Regions from separate parts of the Mus musculus genome. Here regions 1 and 3 are each linked to region 2. Evidence: chromatin loops called from intact Hi-C (ENCODE). Cell type or tissue: heart. All regions are shown on one strand.

What was found. Hi-C counts contacts between places; a loop is a spot of excess contacts. Peaks named below come from ENCODE experiments on the same cell type or tissue, not always from the same donor. Only the 100,000 strongest peaks of a DNase experiment are listed, where the experiment ranks them.
Region 1: it touches region 2 in a loop (2.6-fold over the local background); 2 of 42 quality-filtered maps call a loop at or near these places.
Region 3: a loop joins it to region 2, with 4 times the contacts of the local background. A loop is called at or near these places in 6 of 42 quality-filtered maps.

Annotation. Positions count from the first base shown.
Region 1 is chr11:111,039,135-111,047,134 of GRCm38, forward strand. No RefSeq gene overlaps it. Among named protein-coding and RNA genes, the nearest start is that of Kcnj2, 23 kb to the right of the region's middle. In heart, a CTCF peak has its summit at 3,259 (motif pointing left); no DNase peak of the experiment used is centred here.
Region 2 is chr11:110,375,536-110,383,535 of GRCm38, forward strand. No RefSeq gene overlaps it. Among named protein-coding and RNA genes, the nearest start is that of Map2k6, 20 kb to the right of the region's middle. In heart, a CTCF peak has its summit at 4,594; DNase peaks (open chromatin) are centred at 4,286 and 4,636; H3K4me3 peaks cover 1,062 bases; H3K27ac peaks cover 993 bases.
Region 3 is chr11:110,478,988-110,486,987 of GRCm38, forward strand. It overlaps Map2k6 (mitogen-activated protein kinase kinase 6), which reads left to right. Exons shown (of 12, transcript NM_011943.3): 2 at 3,552-3,618. Among named protein-coding and RNA genes, the nearest start is that of Gm39446, 6.2 kb to the left of the region's middle. In heart, a CTCF peak has its summit at 4,420 (motif pointing left); no DNase peak of the experiment used is centred here; H3K4me3 peaks cover 624 bases; H3K27ac peaks cover 623 bases.

The DNA.
Region 1 (8,000 bases), 660 kb after region 2:
TTTTGATTGTGAAGATTCTGTGGTTGTGGTTAGCTTGGGCTGAAGAATCAGCTGTTATTAACAAGATACCAGAACTACTAAAGCAAAAACTTTGCATTACTGGGACTATTGATGCTGGTTAGCTAGAGGAAAAAATTTAGCTGTGATTAAGAAAAGACCAGAATCTTTGAGGTGACATTTTCTGGGAAGTGTTTTCCCAAAATCACAAAGAGGCTGTGTTCCAGAGATGGCCAAAGTTGTACCTTGTGCTGCAGCAGGACTTAGTAATGTATAAGAGTCACCCAGGTGGTACTGGTTTTGAAGGCATGAAGGGGTCATGAAGAGCAGCTGAGGCTCGGCACTGTGAGAGGCCATGGAAGGCCATTGGTGAAAGTGCAGCCTCAGTTTCAATTGATGGACCAGGACTGAAGGGGTCATGCAGTGTTTTGGAGATTCCAGGACCATGAATGACCACCAAGAGCAGCAGCAATGGAGTACAGATATCTGGAGCCTAGAGGAAAAGCTGTGTGCTATGAAGGACAGGGCTGGAGAAGTGATCCAAGCCCTTGTAGGAACCCAGAAGATTGTGAGTTGGATCCCAGACATTGGACAGTTGGAGTTTAATTTTTGCTTTTGATATCAACCCCCCCACCTTTTTTGGTTTTTCAAGACAGGGTTTCTCTGTATAGCCCTGGCTGTCCTGGAACTCACTTTGTAGACCAGGCTGGTCTTGAACTCAGAAATCTGCCTGCCTCTGCCTCCTGAGTGCTGGGATTAAAGGCGTGCGCCACCACACCCGGCTGATATTTTTCCCTCTTGAAGGAAGAAAATATTTTAGTGGATCCCACAGTTAAGAGACTTTTGATTGTAAAAAGACTTTGGATTTTAAAAGATACTGGATATTTTAAAATGATTGAACTTTTAATATGTAAAGACTGTGGGACTTTTAAAGTTGTTTATATCTTGGGGATGAATAAGAAACTAAGGGTTGAGGCTTACTAGTAATGTGTTTGTGTGTCAAGTTGACAATGGGTCAATTGTACTGGCAAGTTTTGTGTCAACTTGACACAAGCTGGAATTATCACAGAGAAAGGAGCTTCAGTTGAGGAAATGGCTCCATGAGATCCAGCCATAAGGTATTTTCTCAATTAGTGATCAAGGGGGGAGGTCCCTTTGTGGGTGGGACTATCTCTGGGCTGGTAGTCTTGGGTTCTATAAGAGAGCAGGCTGAGCAAGCCAGGGGAAGCAAGCCAGTGGAAGCAAGCCAGTAAGTAACATCCCTCCATGTCCTCTGCATCAGCTCCTGCTTCCTAACCTGCTTGAGTTCCAGTCCTGACTTTCTTTGGTTATAACAGCAGTGTGGAAGTGTAAGCTGAATAAACCCTTTCCTCCCCAACTTACTTCTTGGTCATGATGTTTGTGCAGGAATAGAAACCCTGACAAAGACAGGTACTGAACAGTAATGTTTGGGTGGAGAAAGAACCCACAAATTTCCAGCCCTAGCAGAGATGTCTTTAGCAGTTGATTGCTTTTGGGAGGGAAAGAAGAAGTTTCCTTCAAGGATTCAGTCTCTTAAAGGGTATCTATGCTCCAGTAGATGGTTCTATGACTGTGCACATACAGCCAACACTAAGTGGATTCAGTGGACTAAAACAAAAAGAGAGACAGCACATGGAGATGTGAGGGGAAAGCCATCTCAGGGCACAGGGGAGACAAAAAAGGCAAAGTGATCAAAACACATAATATATGTGAATGAAATTCTCAAATGACGAAATGATAAAAATGTTAGGTAATATTTGTCACAATTGTTAAATGTTCATGATTTCTTCTTGATGCAGTGGTTAACGTTTGAAGCCATGTGTCTAAATGGATGTTGATGGCTCTGATTCCAAGTGAAATAGATTCATGTCTCAGTCCTATCAATGATGAATTATGAATCTGAGGGAAAATGGTCCAATTTCTCTGCTCAACTCTTTTGGAATACTTATAATACAGATATTCCTTTGAATATTTCTGGGTTCCTTATGGCCATCAGTTGTCATGGTTCTTCCTCACTCTACTTCTCATCTTGCCCACTTTGTTTGTTGCTTGCCTTCCCTCACTCTTTATGCTGACTGTTGCTAGTATATTCCTCTGGTGTATGTGTCTATGTGCCCCTAATAGTCCTATGTAGGAGATCTCAATGCCCAAGTTGATAGCAGTGAGAGATGAGTCCTTGGTCCAAAGTGAAGTCAAGAGACTTCACAAGAGATGACAGTGCTCTTGTAGAACAGACCAGGGACTCCTTGCTCCTCCCACTGTGTGGGGTTCAGAGAGAAGCATTCTTCATGGGTCAGATACACTCTGGCTTGATCTTGGACTTCTATACCTGTAGAGATAAATTCCTAATTCTGATTAGCCAACTACTTTCTAGGACATCGGTAGGACAATGCCAATAGAGGGAGTATGTAGCCTATGATCTCTCTTCTCAGAATTCTGGCTCAATGTGAATTTACCTGGACATTTCCAGTGTCCAGTTCCTCTCTGTACAGTTGGGAGTCTTCCTTTAATGAGTAACCTACCATGATCTGATCATGTAATGTACACAGTAAGAACTTGACAGTGTAGTTAATGTGATCATTGCTGATCTTGTTTTTCTGATCTATTTTCCCATCCTTTTCTATGATAGTACATCTATGTTCCTTGAGTAGTTTATATAAAGACCACAAAGTCTGAATGTGGAAAAGATGGGAATACCGCTTATCCACCACAATGAGAGGAAATTCTAAGAAACAGCATGAGTGCTGTGATAAGGACAACTTATATATGTGACATGAACCAAGAGAGGTCATCCACCGTACAAACTTCTGTTTATGCTATTCTCAAATTTCATTTTTACTGCTTGAGAGTTTCATGTATCCATGTAACATGCTTCGACCAAACCCACCCCTCAGCCCTGGATCTCTAGCTTCTTTTCCAGAACTCTCCATCGTTCCTTGACAACTTCACGTGCTACTTTTAAAAGCCACTACATCCACTTAGTACTGACTGCATTTACATGGATGTAGGACCCTTTGCAGGGCCTTGGGTAGTCTCTCACGGTCCTCATCCCTGAAGCAAACTGATTCTCCCTCTTCTAGAAGCCACCACTTGCCAGTAGCTCCCCAGCTATGGGTGGGGCTTAATTAATCGTTCCCCTCCCATGCTGGGATAATAATAGTATTAATAATTATTATGAAAATGTCTCTAGTAATTGCTTTTCTATTAGGGGTTGAGCATTCTTGGTCCCTATTGCGCCACCTTGTGGTTACAAGACAACACAAGTTTTCCCATGAAGTAAATCTGGTATGGTTTTCGGTTTCTTGGTTTTTTTCCCCTCCTCTCCAATTTGGAGTGCATTTTAGCAGTAATAGCTATAATCAAAGTGTGACCATTCAAGGCAGAAAGTAGTACGCACTGAAGGCAAGTGTGGCCCTGTCTAAGTATGGATTACATGTTCTCTCTCTTCCCTTGGCTTCCTCAACCTAGATTACATTAGAAGAAGAAACTGGAGTTCACACAGGCTGTTTTTCTGGGTCTACATATATAGTCAAGGATGTCTGGATAGTGTCCATCGAGAATCTAATAATTAATAGTTCTATTTATTACAAGAAAAGTAGTCAGAACGTATGTAGTAATCACCAGTAAATTACAGAATGATCATGCACACACACAGAGGGGAAATAGCTTACAAATCACAATTCTCATTACTGAGTAGGATTTGCTTTGTAGGCATGCTCATTCCACTCCAGTAAATTGTATGTACTTCACAGATCTGTAGTACTTGCTTACAGAATATTTTTGTTCCGTCTTGTCTTCTAAATTCCAACTTTGTCAGCATCCAGAGCTGAAGAGTGGAGAAAGATAGGACGGTCCATTTGCCTACAGAGTCCTGCTTGCTAGGGAGTAAATATTATATTTTCAAATTGAGAAATGAAATAGTTATGGTCTTACTGCATCAAAGCCTGTTTGCTTTGGCATATACAGACAAGGATCAAAGTATTAGATAACAGTAAAGTCCAACAACTCTCTCACTTTATGGAGGAAAGAGAGAAGAGAGAAGTGTGTGGGAGATACAGAATGGAGAAAGAGATAGAGGTATATAGAGAGAACATCCCAGGTATATTATCGTGTTAACATTGACTTTAAGTATCCACCCGCATGTCCATCCATCTGTCTGTCTATCTGTCTGTACCTCCATCCATCTGTTCGTCCACCCATCTTTGGTCTCTATCTCTGTTTCTTTGACATTATGTCTATCCTGTTCATTCCCTCTTGAGACAATGTTAACTATCAACTTGATAGAAACTAGAATCACCACTGAGTGAGTTTGTGTCTGCCTGTTTATCATCTTTGTTGTGTTAAGTGAGGAGGTGATCCATCCACAGCGGGTGGTGACCACTCCCTGACTAGAACTGTAAAGAGTATAAATGGAGAAGGAGGACTTAGCATTAGAATATATTCCCTTCTCTCTGTTTCCGGACTCTGGGATTCATGTGACCGGCTAATGGAAGACCTGGATACCTTCAGCCTCTTACTACAGTTGACTGTACCTTTAACTATGAGCTGGAATAACCCCTTTCTCCCGTAAGTTGCATTTGTTAAAGTGTTTTTATTTTTTAATCACCGCTACAGATAGATGTAACTGAATCGTGAGCCCTCTCTATTTGGTTCATGCATGCCTTAGACTCCCTCTGTATTTTCATTTCTCAGTTGCTCTCTTTTTGTTTTTACCATCTAGTTTACACTAAAACCTATAATAGTCAGTGATCTTGATGTGAATCCAAACTCTTTGGATCCCCCATGTGGCCTCAGGCAAATGAATGCAAATGTTTAAAGCCTTTCTGTTCTGTTAAATGGGGATTAAAGCAACTCCATACAAGATTATGACAATTAAAGTGATGCATCAAATATAAAAGCATTGCAACTGATGTAATTATAGTTTACTTAAAATGTAAATAAGTTTACCTAAAATGTAAATTAAAAAATAAAAATATACAAAAAAACTGAAAATAAAATTTAAAAAAATAAATTAAAACATACTTTTAAAAACTGGGGAAATTGCCTAATATATAAAGCCTATTTTGTTTTTGTTATATGAAAAAAGTGAGGAGTTTTAAAATCGCAACCATTTAGTATCTTAAGACACTCTAACAGCCTTGTTTATAGATCTAATATAACAATAAACTAGAGCTGTATCTCAAGAATTTTAAAAGAGAATCTCGAATTAAAACTTTCCATTTAAACTTTCAACCAGTTGCCTTATCATTATCCACATAACATACTGAAGAAGGAGGCCCTGCCTGTAGTTATAGGTTATTAAGTGGCAAAACTAATTAAAGAATTCAGGCCTTCCACTTCTAAATTCTTACTCAGAATTCATGGCAATGAATACAAATTATCTTTCTGCAGCACAATTATTTCTCCCCCTCTTCTCCTCTCCATCACCTGTCCTCCCTCTCCTCCTCTTCCCTCTCCCCCTCCCCCTTCCTTCTTCCCATTCTTAGTTCCTTCCTTCATCTCTTCACCTTCACACTTCATCATTTTCTTACCTTTGAGTTACAAGTTGGACTTAACATAGCTGATAAGAAAAGTGAAATTCCTTTAACTGGTACGGGTATGCAATTTTAAAAAATAATACCATTTTTATGTATTCATTATATATTAAGTATGAAAACAGTATGTTGAGTCATTCACAGACATTGTAAAGCAATAATGAACTGAATAGAAACAAGTCTTGCCCTTTTGCAACCTGAAGTAAGAAAGACAGAAACAATATACATATTTATGTCAGAGTTATTTGTTTAAAGGAATTTACCCATTTGTGGTACAATGGGCTCAAACACCCAGACATGAGAGAGTTAAATGTGCAGAGACCTGAGAATTCCAAACAAGAACAAGTGCCTGATGCAGAATTCAAGACTCTAGAACCGGGGGAAATGTGTTTTGAATGGGATGTGTTTTAATATGTAGCTAATACCAAATGGGAGGTAAAAGTAGAAAGAAGATGTGTGAACTTGGTATTGTGGGAGAGTGCAAGACCCGAAGTTACAAATTTAAAAGGTATTTGCATGAGTACTTGCCTAACAATGTAAGTCTGGTTTAGATCTAAGAATCTAATAGCAAAAGGGAATCAGAAATGTATAAGCCAAGACCCTTGAGTGCTGTGTGATTCAGACAAAAAGTGATGTATTAAAGAACAATGAGGAGGCACAAGAGAAGAAGAGTTGCTTAAAACCCAGATAAAGAATACAATACGACATAGAGAGGAGTGGCTTGATATGATACAACTACACTGTCTTTGAAATAAAAATGCCTGAGGTGTCTGACTGAAGAGCTGTACTGACAGAGAGGTGAGAATGTGGAGACAACTTTTGAAAAATACAGGTATCAAAATAAAAGTCCCTCCTCCCCCAAATACCAATGCTTGAGAGATAGATGATCACTTACATCTTTTTATTTCTAAATTCCTTTCTCTTGTCAGTTGGGAGGTAGTGTATTGTATTTATGAACAAATGGGAACGGTGACCTGCTGGGGGAGAATAGTTCAAGTAGGAGAAAAAGTGAAAGAGAAACAAACAACAACCCTTTGAACACAGGAGGAAGAATACTAATGACCTGGTTCATAAGTAGTAGACAGTGGCATACCACCTTAGCTGCAGATACCACAAGGAAACAACATCAACAGCTGGATTCCTTCCTTCCTTCCTTCCTTCCTTCCTTCCTTCCTTCCTTCCTTCCTTCCTTCCTTCCTTCCTTCCTTCCTTCCTTTCTTTCTTTCTTTCTTTCTTTCTTTCTTTCTTTCTTTCTTTCTTCCTTTTTTCTTTTCTTTTCTTTTTTTTTTTAAGTTCAGCGAGGAGTATGATAATCATAGGATAATGAAGAGAATCATCAGAAATGTAAGGGGGCAGGCAAAATTTACATACTCAAACTCATCCTAGAGATTTGGAACTTGAGTGGATTAAGGGAAAAGCAACAAGACTGGAACTGGGTTGAAAGGTCATACCTGTAATCCCAGAGCTCTGAGTTTGAGATAGGAGAATTGAAAATTGGTCACCAAATAACTGTTGGGATGGAGGTTGAAGAACACAAATTCTACCCATAAACCACCTTGTTGGCTGACCAACATGTGGTACAGAAATGTAAAGAGCTGGACATGGCTTTTCTGCACTTCAACCTCTGGTAAACAGGAAAAAGAAAAGGATCAAGACCCTTGAGTCTGGGACCTAATCAGCCCTCATGTGTGTGGGTCACTGTGGGATGAAGATTGGGGATGTTGTACCCATGTCCTATCTAACAGCACAGAGAAGGCATGCTCTGCTCATTGCCCATTAACTCTTCTCACGTTATTGTCTGTTCATACGTCGTAAATAAACTAATAGATAAATAACAAATAAGTCTTAATTTCTTAATGTTACTGCTAATTTCAATTTTGGGGGAGGTTTAGCATCATCCCTATTCCCTCTCTATTTATTTATTTATTTATTTATTTATTTATTTATTTATTTATTTATCATTGCTAATGATTGAGACCAGGGCTTTATACACAAAAGGCTCTTACTTCCTATCCCTGAAGTAACAGCCCCAGCATTGGGGATCAGGATTTTCCTTCACCTTTATTTGTTTTTTGAAGCTTACTAAAAACTTATCCTATGAATAAAGTATCTAACATTCTATGTGCTCCTGTTTCATATTTTGTAAGTAACACGGGTGTTAAGACTTCAGTGATCAAGAAATGATTTTATCTGTGATTGAAGCATTAATTGCAAGGATCTAGATATAAGGGGTTAGACTACCATTGGAGTAAAGACTTTTTCCCCATGACTTTAGTAGCCAAATGAGCAAGAATTTCTACCTCTGCCAGAGATTCTAACTCTACCTTTATTAGGTCATTTATTACAACCAACTGTTGAAGGGAAATTGCAAAATGTATATGGATTTGATTACCCTAGCCTACAAGTTTGTATACTATTTCAGAAGCTTTCTAAGTATATAATTTTAAA
Region 2 (8,000 bases):
GAGTCACCTACTTTTTTTTTGGGAGTGGGGGTGGGGGAGTTCAAGACAGAGTTTCTCTATATAGCCCTGGCTGTCCTGGAACTCACTTGTAGACCAGGCTGGCCTCGAACTCAGAAATCCGCCTGCCTCTGCCTCCCGAGTTGCTGGGATTAAAGGCATGTGCCACCATGCCCGGTGGTGGCTAGTCACCTACTTTTATCATGTGAAAAAACGTGCTTCCACCCTGCAGATGGGGGTGTGCTGGATGTAGAGCCACTGGGACAAGGCTTGATGTCACTGCTTAGTCTACATTTGTACAGCAGAAGCTCTTTGGGGGAACAAACAGATTGGAAATGTACAGTCAGGAAAGGCCCTTCAATAGGGTCCCTCCCTGCCTCTCCTCCCTTAGCACAGTGCCCTCCAGAGAACTTCACATTTTTACATTTTTTTTCTCTGTGTGCCCTGTCTTTTTCTACTCTATGTATGTATGTATGTATGTATGTATGTATGTATGTATGCATTTATTTATTTATTTATTTATTTATTTATTTATTTATTGTGTGTGTGTGTGTGTGTGTGTGTGTGTGTGTGTGTGTGTGTGTGTCTTTATTAGACCACAGCATTGATTAGACCAGGTACTTCTGTTCTGTCCAGCTTGTCTGGAACAAGGTGAATACACAAGAGCTGGAGATGGTTCTGTGTTAAGAGCATGAGCTGCTCACATGGAGGATCCAAGTTTCCAGCTCCAGGGACTCTCATACCCACGTCTTACCTCCAGTGTTATGCAAGCCTGTGGCATACAAAGACGTATGCATGTACAGATAACTGCTTAAACTTCTTTAAAACACACACACACAGAGACACACACACACACAAACCAGGGAGGGTGTGGGTGTGCCTTTAAATTGAATAGTCAAAGTCTCACTGTGACAGAACACAGGTTTGAATAACGAAGAAGTAAAATGTATGGCTCTCTGGGTAAGGGAGAGGTTCTAAACAGAAGAAATTGATAGGAGAACCTTCATAGATCAATGCACATGGATTTGGGGGGATGTCAAGGTGACTGGTATGGGTTAAATACTGAGTCCTGTGGGCTGCAACCAAACAACCTGTAAGAAGGAAACATTTAGTTTGGGGGATTACAAAACTCCAGATGGTTAGAGTCTACCAATCATCATGGGAGAAAGCAGCCAGGCGTGGTGCTGTGGCCGAAGCTGGGAGCTTACACTGGATTCAGCCTGAAGCGAGAGAGCTAACTGGGAATGGGATGTTTGAAACCTCAAAGCCAACATCCAATGGCATACATGCTCCAGCCAGGCCACACCTCCTAAAGCCCCCCAAGCAGTTCCAATAACTGGGACCAAGTATAGAGATAGATGAGCCTGGGGCTGAGGAAATGGTTCAGTGGTTAGAGCACACATTGTTCTTGCAGAGGTCCTGAGTCTGATTCCCAAACCAGCATCAGGCAGCTCGCAACTGCCTGTATCTTCAGGTTCAGGAAGATACCAATACCCCTCTGACCTCCTTAGACACATACAGAAACACACAGGCACACACACACACACACACACACACACACACACACAAATAAATAATATATATTTAAAAGAAATTTTAAAAGAAATGTAGGAAGGTCACTCTCATTCAGACCTCCACAACATGCATATTGTTGTAAATTGTCACTGATATCTATTAATTTTTCTTCTTGTAAGACTGAAACACTATACCAGTTGAACAGTAAGTCCCCCCCCCCACCCCTTTTATTAGCACTAGTTCATGGAAACCATTTTATTTTCTATTTCTATTTCACCATGGTAGCAACAGCACAGAAAGTAAATACCGAAGTATTTTTGTAACCAGCTTATTCCACAAGGCAAAACGCTCCCAAGATTCATACACGTGGTTGGTAGCTTACATCAGAATTTTATTCTTTTAAAAGGCTAAATAATATTCTATTGCACACAGACACCCTCTTTTCTCTACCCCCTCTCTTACAGATTAATATTTAGTCATTATGAATATGATACAATACAGATAATGCAAATATTCTTCAAGGTCTTGCTTTCAGTTAAATATCAACGTAGAACAGGATCTATAACTTAGCTCTATCAACTTAGAACTATATTTTTGGGTTTTTTTCCCACTTGGGGGGGGGCTTTTGTTTGTTTGTTTTGAAAACGTATTATTTTGTCAGCCAGTCTGGCCTTGAACTTATGACCCTCCTGCCTCTTCCTCCAGAGTACCGAGGCCATAGGAGTACCATGCTCAGCTCTGTTCTCTTTATTTTGGCTTTGCTTATGTTTGCTAATGGCTACCTGAAAGAGTATGAGGGTGTGTTTCATTGTGCCTTTATTATTTTATTAGCTTTTTAAAAATTTTTGTATGTATGTATGTATGTATGTATGTGCATTATGTATGTATGCCTGCAGGCCAGAAGAGGGCATTGGATCACATTAATTATGGTTATGAGCCACCACGTGGTTGCTGGGAATTGAACTCAGGACTGCTGGAAGAGCAGTCAGTGCTCTTAACCTCTGAGCCATCTCTCCAGCCCATATATATTTTTTAATCAAATTTTTTTCCTTTGACCAAAGGCTGTAGCATTGGTGGTAATGGATTCTTAGATTGCCAAAGCAGGATGTCTGCCTCCCTCCTTCCTTTCCTCCCTTCTTTGCTTCTTCTTGCGCGCGCCCGACTCACCAGCAAAGCAGACGCCACAACAGGATCTTTCTGCACACGTTTATTGGAAGAGCTTGATTGCAGAGGCAAAAGACCTCAAGCCCAGAACTGGTGCTGCTTATATAGGCCTAGGAGAGGCGTGTCTCACACCTGGATTGGTTATGCTTACTATTTTATTTGCATGTCTCACATCTGATTGGTTAACATACCTCATTTGCATGTCTCTCATCTGATTGGTTAACATAACTCATTTGCATGTCTCTCATCTGATTGGATAATTCTCAAAACCTCATCTTGGCAAAAAACTTTACTGCATATGTACACATTGGGTGTCTACCCAAACTTATGCGTGGTGGCCAGCGGTAGCCAGCGCCACCCTGCAATGGCACATGTGGCTTCCCACAGCTTCTCTCTCTTTTTTTTTTCTTCTCTTCCCCCTTCAGTGATGAGGATTTACTGAGCTATACTCCAAAGCCCTGACATCCATCTTCAAGAAAAAAAACAATTGCTGTGACTGCCAACTATTGATAGCTATCTAAAGTTGATTTTACAATCAAAGGTCTTTCTATCTACAACACAAAAAAAGCACACACCATTCAGAAGAAAGAGGTCACCAAAGGAGATAGGAAGGCCCACTTTCTTTTTTTTTTTTTTTAGATTTATTTATTTATTATATGTAAGTACACTGTAGCTGTCTTCAGACACTCCAGGAGAGGGCGTCAGATCTTGTTACAGATGGTTGTGAGCCACCATGTGGTTGCTGGGATTTGAACTCTGGACCTTCAGAAGAGCAGTCGGGTGCTCTTACCCACTGAGCCATCTCACCAGCCCGGAAGGCCCACTTTCATCACTCACTATTCTGATCTTCCTTGCAAAACAGACCAAAGGGATGAATGTGTGAATGAATGAATGAATGAATGAGTGAGTGAATAGTGAATCAGTGAGTGAATGAGTGAATGAATCAGCGAGTGAGTGAATGAATGAATGAATGAATGAGTGAATGCATAGTGAATCAGTGAGCGAATGAGTGAGTGGATGAATGAGTGAGTAGTGAATCAGTGAATGAGTGAACAAATGACATCCTATGACTCCTGTGTCTGGATATACCTAAATGAACATGTTGGTCTCTCAGCAGCTAGAATCCAACTATCAGTTAATAAAGCAGATTATTGAAAACTTTAAACCAGCTGTAATTTTCTGCACTGAGGGCTAAAACAAGGCTTATGAACTCCTACCCTTTTTTTCCTGTTTCAGTCACCCTCTGTGATCTTCTAGTGCATTCACTACAACAGGGGAAGCTGCCTTTAGGCCACACTCTGAGAGAGTGCCCCAATGCTTTCTTTTGCATAGAAATGAAATCGAGGCTTAGTTTGATTTTTTTTTTTTTTTTTTTTTTTTGTAGCTGCTGCTAGTTTACTTGGAGACAAGAGTCTTTCTGTGTAGCCTAGGCTACCCTCAAACTCCTTCTGCCTCAGCCATCTGGCTCATGGCACTGCGGCTATGTGTCACCACACCTGGCTTCAAAACTGAGTTCTGCCTTCGCCTCTTCCTCCTAGCTTGTACACAGGCACACCAGAGCATTTATGGTTGTTACATAACAAGGTCCCGGGCAAGGGCATGGTGTTCCCACATGCAGAACTCTGCCCTGGGTGTGGAATGTGACAGAAGCAAGTTTAGGCAGGACTGTGCCCCCAACCGTGGAGGAACTTCAGGGGAAGTTTGGGCGGCAGACAAAGCCGGCAATCTCTGGGCTCACGAAAAGGAAGCAAGGCAGTGTGCAGGAGCTGCGCTTCTTGCGATACGTGGATTTGCAGTTATCCAGGCGCTTAGGAACGTTTTAAACATGAGCACTGCTCCTGCCTGTGTCAAGGGACTCAGATCTCCTGCAAGACACCATTGGTGCAATTAAAGCCGGCGTCAGTGTGTAAACATCCCCGGAGAAAGGCAGAGGGAGCCAAGGCTCAGGGTTACTCTGAACTTTGGAATCTCCTACATTACTACTGTGTGTTTGGACAGCACGCGGAGAGTCTGGGTGGAGTCACGTGACGGGTCCAACTGGGAGGCCGTTCTACTCAAAGCTCCAAGCATCTCTTCTAAGTAAAACAAAACAAGCAAATGGCTACGCGGTGCCAAAGGGATTAATGTATTGTCCTTAGGCGACCTTCTCACTTCCATTTGAAGAAAACAGGTGGTTGGTTGCAGTCGCACACAGATTCGTGCTCTGATCCCAAAACCTAGACTAAGGACGACAAACAGACCAATGGCACACTCGCTTTCAGAAGAAGAAGAAGAGGAACGCACGTTCTGGGCTAGGGCCCACATCCTCTCAGCCCTCCACGCTCTGCACCGCTCACTGTTATTTACTGATGTCGTGCTGCTTGGGAACTGTTTACAGCCAGTCTGTGAATCCCCAAATAAAATCAATACGCAGAGTGGGCTCGCTTCCTGAGGCTCATCGAGGGACTCTGTAAACCTGGCACATTTCGTTATCTAAATGTTACAACAACAGGGACACAGTTTTTTCCCCCCTCTGTATTTGTAAAACTCAGGAGTGCTCATAACCTTCACGGAAATTGGTCTTTGTTCTGGGAGTATTTCAAGTGCATCACCTAAATTGTCTATTCCAATGAATACAGAAATAGAACCCAGAGTGTGTGCACACAGCGACTAGAAAGATGATTTCATATAAGGTGTCATCCTGCATCCAAGGCAGTATGTAAAATGGATAGAAAAGGAGACTGGAATACCGCCCACCACTGAGGGGTCTGGCTCTCCAGGTCTTCATTTCCTCCTCTATGAATGATTATTTCTTTTGACTTTAACTTTATTTAAGTAGGTGTATGTGCAGGTACCTGTGGAAGTCAAAAGAAGGTGCCTGATACCCCGGAGCTGACATCACAGGCCAGGCCGTACTGAGGTCCCAGATATTGGATGTGGGAAACAAACTTAGGTTCTCAGCAAGAGCGGCTCTAACCATTGAACCATCTCACCAACACTCCTGTGTCTTTGTTTCTTTTAGGTACTGTTTTCCGGAGACAAGGCTCAGTTCACTTTTTAATGGGTTGTTGGTTGATGTTTAACCCTGCAGAAACTTTTGTCTTTGATGAAATTTCAGGCATCCTGAAAAATGGAAATCTTAATTTTTTTCACTCGTTATCTTTTCAAAACCATTAATTCCTAAAGTTAAGTTGATTGGAATAAATAAGTGGTTAAATATATGTATATTTCCCCCTGAGGTAGGAAACTTGGCTTTAGAAGTCATAGTAACCAAAGGAAATGGTAATGACATTTCAGGAAAAAAAAAAAGGTGGCAGCAAATATGTTCTACTTAGCACAGGTTAGACTTTTGAAGTTTTTTGTTTTTGTTTTTTGAACTTGTAAAAATTTTCAGTCTAATACTTTCTAAGCTTTTGGCTTTGCAGATTTTTACGGAAGGGCCCAAGGGACTTGTTTATGACTTGAGGGAAGGCTGTTCAATTTCCTTATAGAGATAGGCAGGCTTTTGATATGTATAGCCCAGGCTAGCCTGTATGTAAAACTCTGTCGTCTCAGCCTAGTGATGAGATTACAGTCAAGTGCTATCACACCCAATTTCCACAAACGTTCCTAAAACTCTTTGCGATGGAAAGCAAAGTATTTAGCTAAAAAGGAAAATTATCTGAGTCTCCCCCCTCTGCTTTCTTATCCTTCTCCTGCCCCTGTTTAATTTGAAACATGCTATGTGGATCATTTTGGACAGACATTAAACATATCACCTTAAATACAGACTCCATTGATTGCTAATGAAAGGTTTCACCTTTAGATTAATAATGAAACATTCCTCTACTATTTATCCTTTAGCTAAGTAAGAAACTGGGGAAAACCCATCTTGAAGATCTTAAAAAACGCTTAATTTTTTGTTTATATTGTTTTTTTTAAATATTCCTTCTTTCTTTTATTTAATCTCTTTTTTTTTACACTCCCGATTTTATCCCCCTCCCAGTTCACCCTCCAACTTTTCCACATCCCACCCCCCTGCCCCTGTCGCCAGAGGATGTCTCCCCCACCCCCACCCCACCAGACCTCTAAACTCCCTGGGGCCTCCGGTCTCTTGAGGGTTAGGTGCATCTTCTCTGACTGAACCCAGACCCAGAAGTCCTCTGCTTTATATGTGTTGGGGGCCTCATGTCAACTGCTGTATGCTGCCTGGTTGGTGATCCAGTGTCTGAAAGATCTTGGGGGTCCAGCTTAATTGAGACTGCTGGTCCTCCTACAGGGTTGCCCTCCTCCTCAGCTTCTTCCAGCTTTTCCCTAATTCAACCACAGGGGTCAGCAGCTTCTGTCCATTGATTGGGTGTAAATATCTGCATCCGACTCTTTCAGCTGCTTGTTGGGCCTTTCGGAAGGCATGATAGATCCCTTTTTGTGAGCACTCCATAGCCTCAGTAATAGTGTCAGGTCTTGGGACCTCCCCTTGAGCTGGATCCATGCTGAGCCTATAGCTGGACCTTCTTTTCCTCAGGCTCCTCTCCCTCTCCACCCCTGCAGTTCTTTCAGACAGGAACAATTATGAGTCAGAGTTTTGACTGTGGGATGACAACCCCATCCCTCACTTGATGCCCTATCTTCCTGCTGGAGGTGGGCTCTACAAATTCCCTCTCCCCACTGTAGGGCATTTCATCTAAGGTTCCTCCCTTTGAGTTCTGAGAGTCTTTCACCTCCTAGATTTCTAGTTCATTCTCGAGTGTCGTCATTCCCCCCTCCCCAAACCTCCTACCTCCTCAGGTTACCTGTTTCCATTCTTTCTGCTGGCCCTCAGGGGTTCAGTCCTTTTCCCCCACCCAATACCAGATCATGTTCCCCTCCTGCCTCTTCCCCTTTCCCTCCCAGGTCCCTCCCTCCAGCCTTGATTGCTTTCTTCTCCCTCCTAAGTGGGACTGAGGTGTCCTCACTTGGGCACTTCAGCTTGTTGACCTTTTTGAGTTTTGTGGACTGTATCTTGGGTATTCTGTACTCTTTTGGCTAGTATCCACTTATCAGTGAGTACATAGCATGCATGTCCTTTTGGGTCTGAGTTACCTCACTCAGGATGATATTTTCTAGTTCCATCCATTTGCCTGAGTAGTACTCTATTGTGTAAATGAACCACATTTTCTGTATCCATTCTTCTGTTGTGGGACATCTAGGTTATTTCCAGCTTCTGGAAATCACAAACAAGGCTGCTATGAACAGAGTGGAACAAGTGCCCCTGTGGCCTGGTGGGACATCTTCTGGTTATATGCCCAAGAGTGGTATAGTTGGGCCTTCAGGTAGATCTATTTCCAATTGTCTGAGGAACCTTCAGATTGATTTGCAGAGTGGTT
Region 3 (8,000 bases), 100 kb after region 2:
CAGTGTTAAATGTGAGCACGAGGTGTTGGCAGCCTCCTTGAGGGAACAGATTGCCCTGAAATAAACACAGCTGGAAAGCGACCACCTATTGTTTTTCTTTCTGTTAGGAAATGAAAGAGCTATTTATCAAAAGCACTGGGCTCCCATTTATAACTGCTGGGCTGGTTAATGATCAATGCCACCCCTGGGTGTCTGAATGGGCATGCTAACCTTCTGCCTCCCTGAGTGGCTTCCACTGCCCTGGAACAATGAACTCTGTGGAGTTTTGCTACCGCACAAGAGCAGGAGGCGGAGCCTGCTTTTTTTTTTTTTTTTTTGCCTCCAGCTGAAGCGTGCCGGCTTTGGAGCTTAGCAAAGGATGGCTTCTGCTGGGATTCCTTCTGCCAGCTTTGCAGTTTGCAGCTTTGCAGGCCTCCTGGAAGCCAACGAAGCTTCTGGAGATGGTCAAGTAAGTTCTGGAAGGTGGTAGAGATGTGTGTGGTTTTCAAGTGCCTTGGTTTACATCTTTAAGAAAAGAGGACACTTTTCTAAGTGATGTTCGGCTGCTCTGTCTCCTGAGGTTTGTTCTGGTTGCTGTCAGGGGTTGAATGGTTTGAAAATTTATACTCGTGAAAACTTTGAACACTGTGAAAATGTCTAACTTATAGAGAGTGGGATGTCAGAGGAGACTAGAGGCTGCAAATTCCGGGGCAGAGTGGTGTGAGGTGCTGGGTGTACTTGGGAAGTTGGGGGAGAACCACAGGCAGGCTGTGTTATTGTTTTGGTCATCTGCTCTGTTTTGGGTTTCTGTCCCCAAAGATCTCTCCCCACCCCCTTCTCTTCCTTCATTGCTCACTTCCTTCCTCCCGGTCTTTCTGTCTTTGAATGGATGTGTTGATAATTTATTGCCTTATGGTGTCATAACTGGTTGCTGCTTAAGCATCCCTCCTGGTGTATTAAACTTTTTAAATGGTGATTTTCCTCTAAATTTAAACTGATCGTTCCTCACACCTGACATGTAGGACCCAAGTTAGCAGTGAGGACGAATAACTTCTGTCTAAGATTTCCTCCAATGACCACTGGGAGCCCTTACTCCAGGCAGGCTATATTTACTTTTGTTTCATTTGGGAGGACCCTAAGGTGGTGGTATTTGCTGTGATATTTGCTGTGCTTTTCTGATTACCTCTTTGCTTGTGTCGCTAGCCATTTGTCCCGATTTGAAGGAGGGCATCTGGTTCCTCCCTGGAGTGACTCCTCTCCATTTGCATCTCCTTGTCTTGTGGCCGAGACTCTTGGATGGGGCTCCTCAGAGTTAAGCCATCCGTGTATCTGGGATCTCAGCGTCAGACATAGCCACCCAGCAGTACAGTGAAAAGTTCTATACTTTGTCAGCCCACATTGTATAGGGCTGATTACCTTGATAAATATGTGCTGAGTGGCCTCTGAGATTCAGGGGGAGGGAGAAATGATGTACACTGACTGATTCTTCTAGATCGCTTGAAAGAAATGAAGAGATAGTTGAGAAAAGCCGTTTACTAAAAGATGCTCCCCAAAGGCTTTTTTTGTGCTGATTACTGACTACCATTGCCTCTATACTGCCTGCTGAGTTGATCTAGGTACTGAATTTTTGAAAGAATACTTAGAAAAAGCTCAATTATACTCGGTCTTAGGGTTCTAATAACATAACCCGTCTTAGTCATGGATTTCTTACTTTTTTTTTTTTTAAATAAGACACATAGATTGCTTCTCTATATGATCATACTGGAAGGGTTCTTTGGCTCAATATTTTTCACATGTCCTGTCTGGTTTGATTCTTACATTTAGTTTAGAGAAGTAAATATTGATGTTATTCTGGATTTTACAACCCTGGAGCCTGAGAGTTAAAAGCCAGTTCTTGGTTAAAAGCACTCTCTGCTCTTCTAGAGGACCTGTGTTCTATTCTGAACATCCAGGAGGTGGCTTCCAAAAGTCTGTAGCTCCAATTCCAGGGGGAATACAATGAATGCCTTCTGGCCTCCTCAGACATGGCATGCATGTGGCACCCAGACATACACGCAGGCAAAGCACTCACACCGGTAAAATTAAAAAAGGAATCTTCTGAAAAAGGACGGTCTGTAGGTCATTTGGTCAGAGAAATAACCTGGTGATTTTTAAACTCACAATTCCGTGTTCCTGCATCTCACTCCTCTGACCGCTTCTATACATTTGCCCTGATAGAATAGTGGGAAGAGCTCCATGCCGGGTGTCCAGAGACCTCAGCACACATGCTGTGATGTCAGTGCCCGTTCTGTGATGCTGAAGATGCCACGGAGTTCATTTGCATGCAGAAACCATGCATTTCTTAAGTTATGTTATGCCTTAAGGTTTACTAGGATCTCATCCAGGGCTTGTATCAGCACTGATGCATCCACTTGGAATACAAAGGGGAGAGGAGGAAAGATTCCATCTTTGTTTCGACTTCTGCCAAACTCAGATACCTGCTATCTACATCTAGGAAGAGACTCCCAGGTCCTTAACATGACTGATTTCCCCCACATGGTTCCTAAGCTGACATTTCCTAGTCTGGTCTTTTTGACTCATCAGCAAAGGTGCCTGAGCCAAACACTCCTGTAGTTTCAGCCCAGGGATGAGCAACAGCAGAGTTCCCATCTGGACCCCCACAGAGGGTGATAACCTCCAGGCAGGATCCCGGCTGTTCTGCTAATCCTTTTTAGAGCAGAGTCAATGTATCATTTTGCATGCACCTAGTCCTTTTAGAGCAGAGTCAATGTATCATTGCATGCTCCCAGTAGTTAATCAGACTCTCTTCAGTGTTTCAGCCTCTCAGTGACAGCCAAAGGATGTGTATAGATAGAAGAGCAGAGGAATCGTTTGTTTGTTTGTTTGTTTGTTTGTTTGTTTGAGACAGGGTTTCTCTGTGTAGTCCTGGCCATCCTGGAACTCTGTAGACCAGGCTGGCCTCGAACTCAGAGATCCACCTGCCTCTGTCCCAGTGCTGGGATTAAAGGCATGTGCCACCATGACTCAGCTTCGAGAAGTGTTTTGTATTCACTTCCACCATCACATCTATCAACTTCTCTCCGATTTAGAAAACTAGGATCAAGGTGACTACATTTTCTTGCAGTTAGAACGGAAACAAATAAACAACCAAAATGTCCCACCTTAGACTCAGTGTCCTCTGCCATCACAGTTACTGTATAAAGGAACAGCCAAAGAAGGTATTGTGACAGTTGTCTCAGTGAGTAGGAAGGCTCCACCTCTTTAGCAAAAGAGCTGACATTTCTTCTTCAGCGCTGGGGATCATGCAGGCAAGTGTTTGCTGGCATACTCCCAGCAAGAATGGACATTTCCACTATGATACGCTCACCTGGGTCTAAGGCATTGCTATTTCTGGCCCCAAATTGCCTCTGAGAAGCTGTGTGGTGCCCTGGCCCCTGGCCCTGACTGGCTGCTCCCTTAGCAAGATGTATTCCGAGCCTTTGCTGACTTTCTCCCTTTGCTTGGGAAGTCTCTTCCCTCGCTCTTTTGCGGTAAGGTGAACTTTAACTTTTTCCTTATGTCCTTCCCCGTAGGCAAGAAGCGAAACCCGGGCCTTAAGATTCCAAAAGAAGCGTTTGAACAGCCTCAGACCAGTTCCACGTAAGTTGGCCGGATGATGGTTCCATTCCAAACACTTGTATTTTACGAGCTTGCTGTGGGGCTCAATTTTTTTGGACCCGTGAGCAAGGTCTTCAGTTTGCACATGGCTGTTGGAAAATACATTCAGCCCTTTGAGAGGAAAGTTCTTTGCTCACGTTTCTGAGCTCTAAAACAGACTTCTAGTCTACACTGACCCACAGCTTTGAAGTCAGTGTCTCAGATTACTGGCTGTGTGAGAGCTATATACCATATGGGAGCTGAGATCCTATATATATATACCCAGCAAGTTCCCCAGGTGTGGACTGGCTCAACACTCCCCTCTAGATACCAACGAACAAACAAATAAATCCATGTGTTTATGTGTGTGTGTGTGTGTGTGTGTGTGTATGTGTGTGTGGCAATAATACTCTTAAAATTGAGTTGAAATGGGAGGGTGGTATTTGATGGTATTCATGGCATTTTGACACTTAGTCCTGACTGTAGGTACAGAACAAACGAAGGGAATGCCTCTTGATTAGCGGAAGCTGTCACCCAAAGCCCTAAGTGAGCTCAGGTCCTCTTGCATGTCTGTGAGGTTGGCTGGGTATCTCCCATGCAGCTGGAGGTCTTAAGAATCAATGCATCTGTGTCCAAGGAGTGGGGAATCCAAGACCATAAACCATGAAGCGCTGGAGCGGCAGAGCAAGAACGGAAGAGCCCAACCCTGAGTCTGTTTAACCTCAATTCACTAAGCCTCCTGGTAAAGGCAGTTTGACCTTAGCTGTGAAGCATCGTATCAGAAAGAGCACCCCCTAGTGTTAGGATGTGCTCATGAAAATGACCGAGAGATTGTCCAGGATAGAAAGGCCCTGGCTTGCCATGCAGCAACAGAGAGAGACTTTCTAGGGTTGCCGATAGACTGAATTCAGTTGGAATATTCCTTTCATGATGATGTGTAGGAGGAAATTCTTCCTCTTCCTACGTGAATATCGGGTTTGTCTGAAGGGAATTTTTCGTCTGCATAGTTTGCCATTCTCTCCAACTGTAAATGTGAAAAAAATAAAATGTGACCCTAATTCCTTAGCATTCCTCTCTGGCTTGTAGAGCATGCAGTAAACTATGACTCTTCCTCGTGCTATCTGTAAAGGACTTTATGGGATCGCACTTTGACATGGTTATAGTTAGAGGGGGTTGCCGAGGAATGAGCATGAGACTCCAGTGTACTCTTGGCTGAGTCTATAGACACCCGCCTGCCTGCTTGTTAACAACTTATACAACTCTACAGTGTTCTCATAACCAAGGAAGCCATGCTGGCGCACATGCGAGAACTTACTTGAGTTCACTAGCCATACAAGTGGTCGCGTGTGTGTGTGTGTGTGTGTGTGTGTGTGTGTGTGTACTTGCCTGTGGAGTTCAGAGGGAATCCATTTTCTCTTTCCACCAAGTGGCTCCCAGATACTGAGCTCAGGACCCCAGGTTTGGTAAAGCCGAGATTGTTCTCCACTGAGCTACCCTGCCTTCCTGTGACTGGCTGTTGAGTTATTTATGTATTCTACGCACAAGGACTTTCCCAGTTATCTCATTTGACACTACTTCTTTCAGCATGTAATTCATCTTTTTCATTCTTTCATTGGGCTTTTTTTTTTAAACAGGGCAGAAAAATTTGATTTGATGAAATATTATATATTTTTGATTATATATATATATATATATATATATATATATATATATATATATATATATACACACACTGTAGCTATCTTCAGACGCACCAAAAGAGGGCATCCGATTCCATTACAGATGGTCATGAGCCACCATGTGGTTGCTGGGAATTGAACTCAGGACTTCTGGAAAAGCAGTCAGTGCTCTTAACCGCTGAGCCATCTCTCCAGCCCTGGAATATTATTTATTAGTTGTTATTCTTCCTACAGATTATGCCTCTGATACATAAGAACTCTTGTTACCTCTGGCCCTGAGGATTCTCAGTGATCCTGCTTAGAAACTGTACCTTTACCTTGAAACCCAAGGTCCATTTGGAGCTCAGGTTTTGTACACTGTCTATTGCACTGAGGGTTTTGGGTTTGTTTTTGTTGACACATTTCCAGTTGATGTAGTTCAGATGGCTGTGAACTGTCCCTTCCCTGTTGAATTGCCATTTTCATTTGTCTGATAGTAATTGGGCTATTTCTGCATTTTTTTTTCTATTCTGTTCTCTTGACTTTTCTGCTCTTTCTCTGGGCTCACGATATCTTATTATGTCATAGGGAATGTGGTTTCTCCTATTTTGCTCTTTTGGAAAATTAATTTTTTTTTGTTTTCTTAGGTTTTTGTAATACACACACATATACACACATATGTCTACATATACACACATGTACATATACAAACATGTATTCCAAAGTTACATTGGCCCCTGAAAGAGTCTTTTCTTATTAGCTTTAGAACAACCTTGTCCTTGTTCACAGAGACACTGGCTGACGCAGAGCTTCTGGATTTTGTAATTTTCTAGTCAGATGTGTTGTCAGATAGAGACAAGTACCATTTTTACTTTTCCCCTTCCTGCCGTGCTGGGGTAGAGCAGAGAGCCTGGAGGCCGGTCCTTAGCTCACCCTGTGTGGATTTATGGCATGCTTGTTCTGAGTCACTGTCTTTGCCTCTGTTTTCTGAGTTGTCATCTCCCTTGACTGTTAGTAACTAGTTCAAATTCAATTCTAAGCTAATAATTAGCAGTTTGTTTAACCTTGACAAGTCACTTGGTATGTGTGTCAGGGAGTTTTTCTCATTCACTCGGGAAGTGAAACGGCAGACTATTCAAGGGTCGGGTGCTGTGTGCAGAGTCCTTCAGCTTAGTTTCATGTTTGGACTCTAAGCTTCTCCAGTTGCATACCTTCGTTTAGGCATGATTTCTTGTTGCAGCAAGCTTAAGTTCCTTCTTCAAGAGTGGGATCAAGTGAGAGGATCACTATTGAGATGAGAAACCCTCATCTGTGGCCCAGATCTTGGTCTATCATAATAGCTACCCAGTGAAAGGACGCTGCAAATTATTTAGTTCTATGGCATAGCTTTTATGCATGCAAGCTGGCATATAGAGCTAGGGATGCCAGAGGCTCAGTGGCCTTCTTAGCTATATGTGAGATCAGACCTAGTAGTTCTTGGTTAGTAAATGAGAGCCCTTGACCTCTGTAGTGAGAGTTCATCATGGTGGAGCTCCGGGTTCTCATGCTATTATCTTATTGAAGAATCTGAAAGCATTTTATGTCTTTTGATGTTAATTCTTCCCACTGAAGTGGAGACATAGCTCCTTGAGTATCACAGAAGGTCAAAAAGCTGTTTTATATACATGATCTACTCATGCTTCTGACCACGTAATAAAATAAACAAACAATGCATGTAATAGTAACCAGGGAGCTGTTTATCTGCATAGCAGGTGGGTCTTCAATCAAATAAATGAACAGTACATGTAACAGTGACCAACAAGCTGGTTCCTTGTATACAGTCGTAGATAAGTAAATAATTATCAAACTAGGCCATCACTGGTATTCACTGGTTGTCTTAGGCAACCTTTAGAATACATTTGGTCTTCCAGGGAAAGAATTTTCTACTAAGTTTGGTTCTTTCCCCAGAGGAATAAAATATTGAATAATTGACAAGAATATCCAGGTTTAAGCTTTGTGTGGCTAACGGTGACCACCTCAGGTAAACTAATATGTTCAACTCTGGATGTGAGGAGCCCAGTGTCTGGAAATCCAACCTGAGCTGTCAGGCTTGGCTCCATCCTTTGATACTTTTGGCAGAGCTGATGAACCCAGAGGCCCCAGGCTTGGGTGGATTAGTCATTTTCATTGGAAGCCTGAGTATTAGGAACCCATCCCTTGATTCCCTTGATTTACATGGGAATTGTGGAGTGGGTAAGGCACTTTATCCAGTTATTTTAACTTCTTTCTTCTCTTCTGACTCCTTTGGTCAAGGCTGAGGATTGGGTGACATGATGTTTTTACTCAGTGTAGTCATTAATTGTGTTTCTTTATAAAAATCACCAAGCTTTTCTGGTGTGCATTTTTATTCATTTAGAAAATGGTACCATGTCCTATGATGTTGCCATGAAGTATAAGCAGAGATCAGAGTCAGGGGCAGCAAGCATTTGGGAAAGCTAGAGAGTATGTCTCCTGTGTTGTAACAGAGCCATGGTGGCATCAATTGTATATTCTTTGCCGGTTATTTTTATAGAATATTGTGGAATCATTAAATTTATGAAAGACTTTCATAGCTGGCTGGGCCATAGGAGGTGGTTTGCAAGCCATGGTTTCAAATAGAAGATTGGATCTGGAAGAGGATCTATCTATCCAGTAGTCTCATTGGTTGGCAAGAAAATGGAGGTAGCCCAAATATTTAGTGACTTTTCT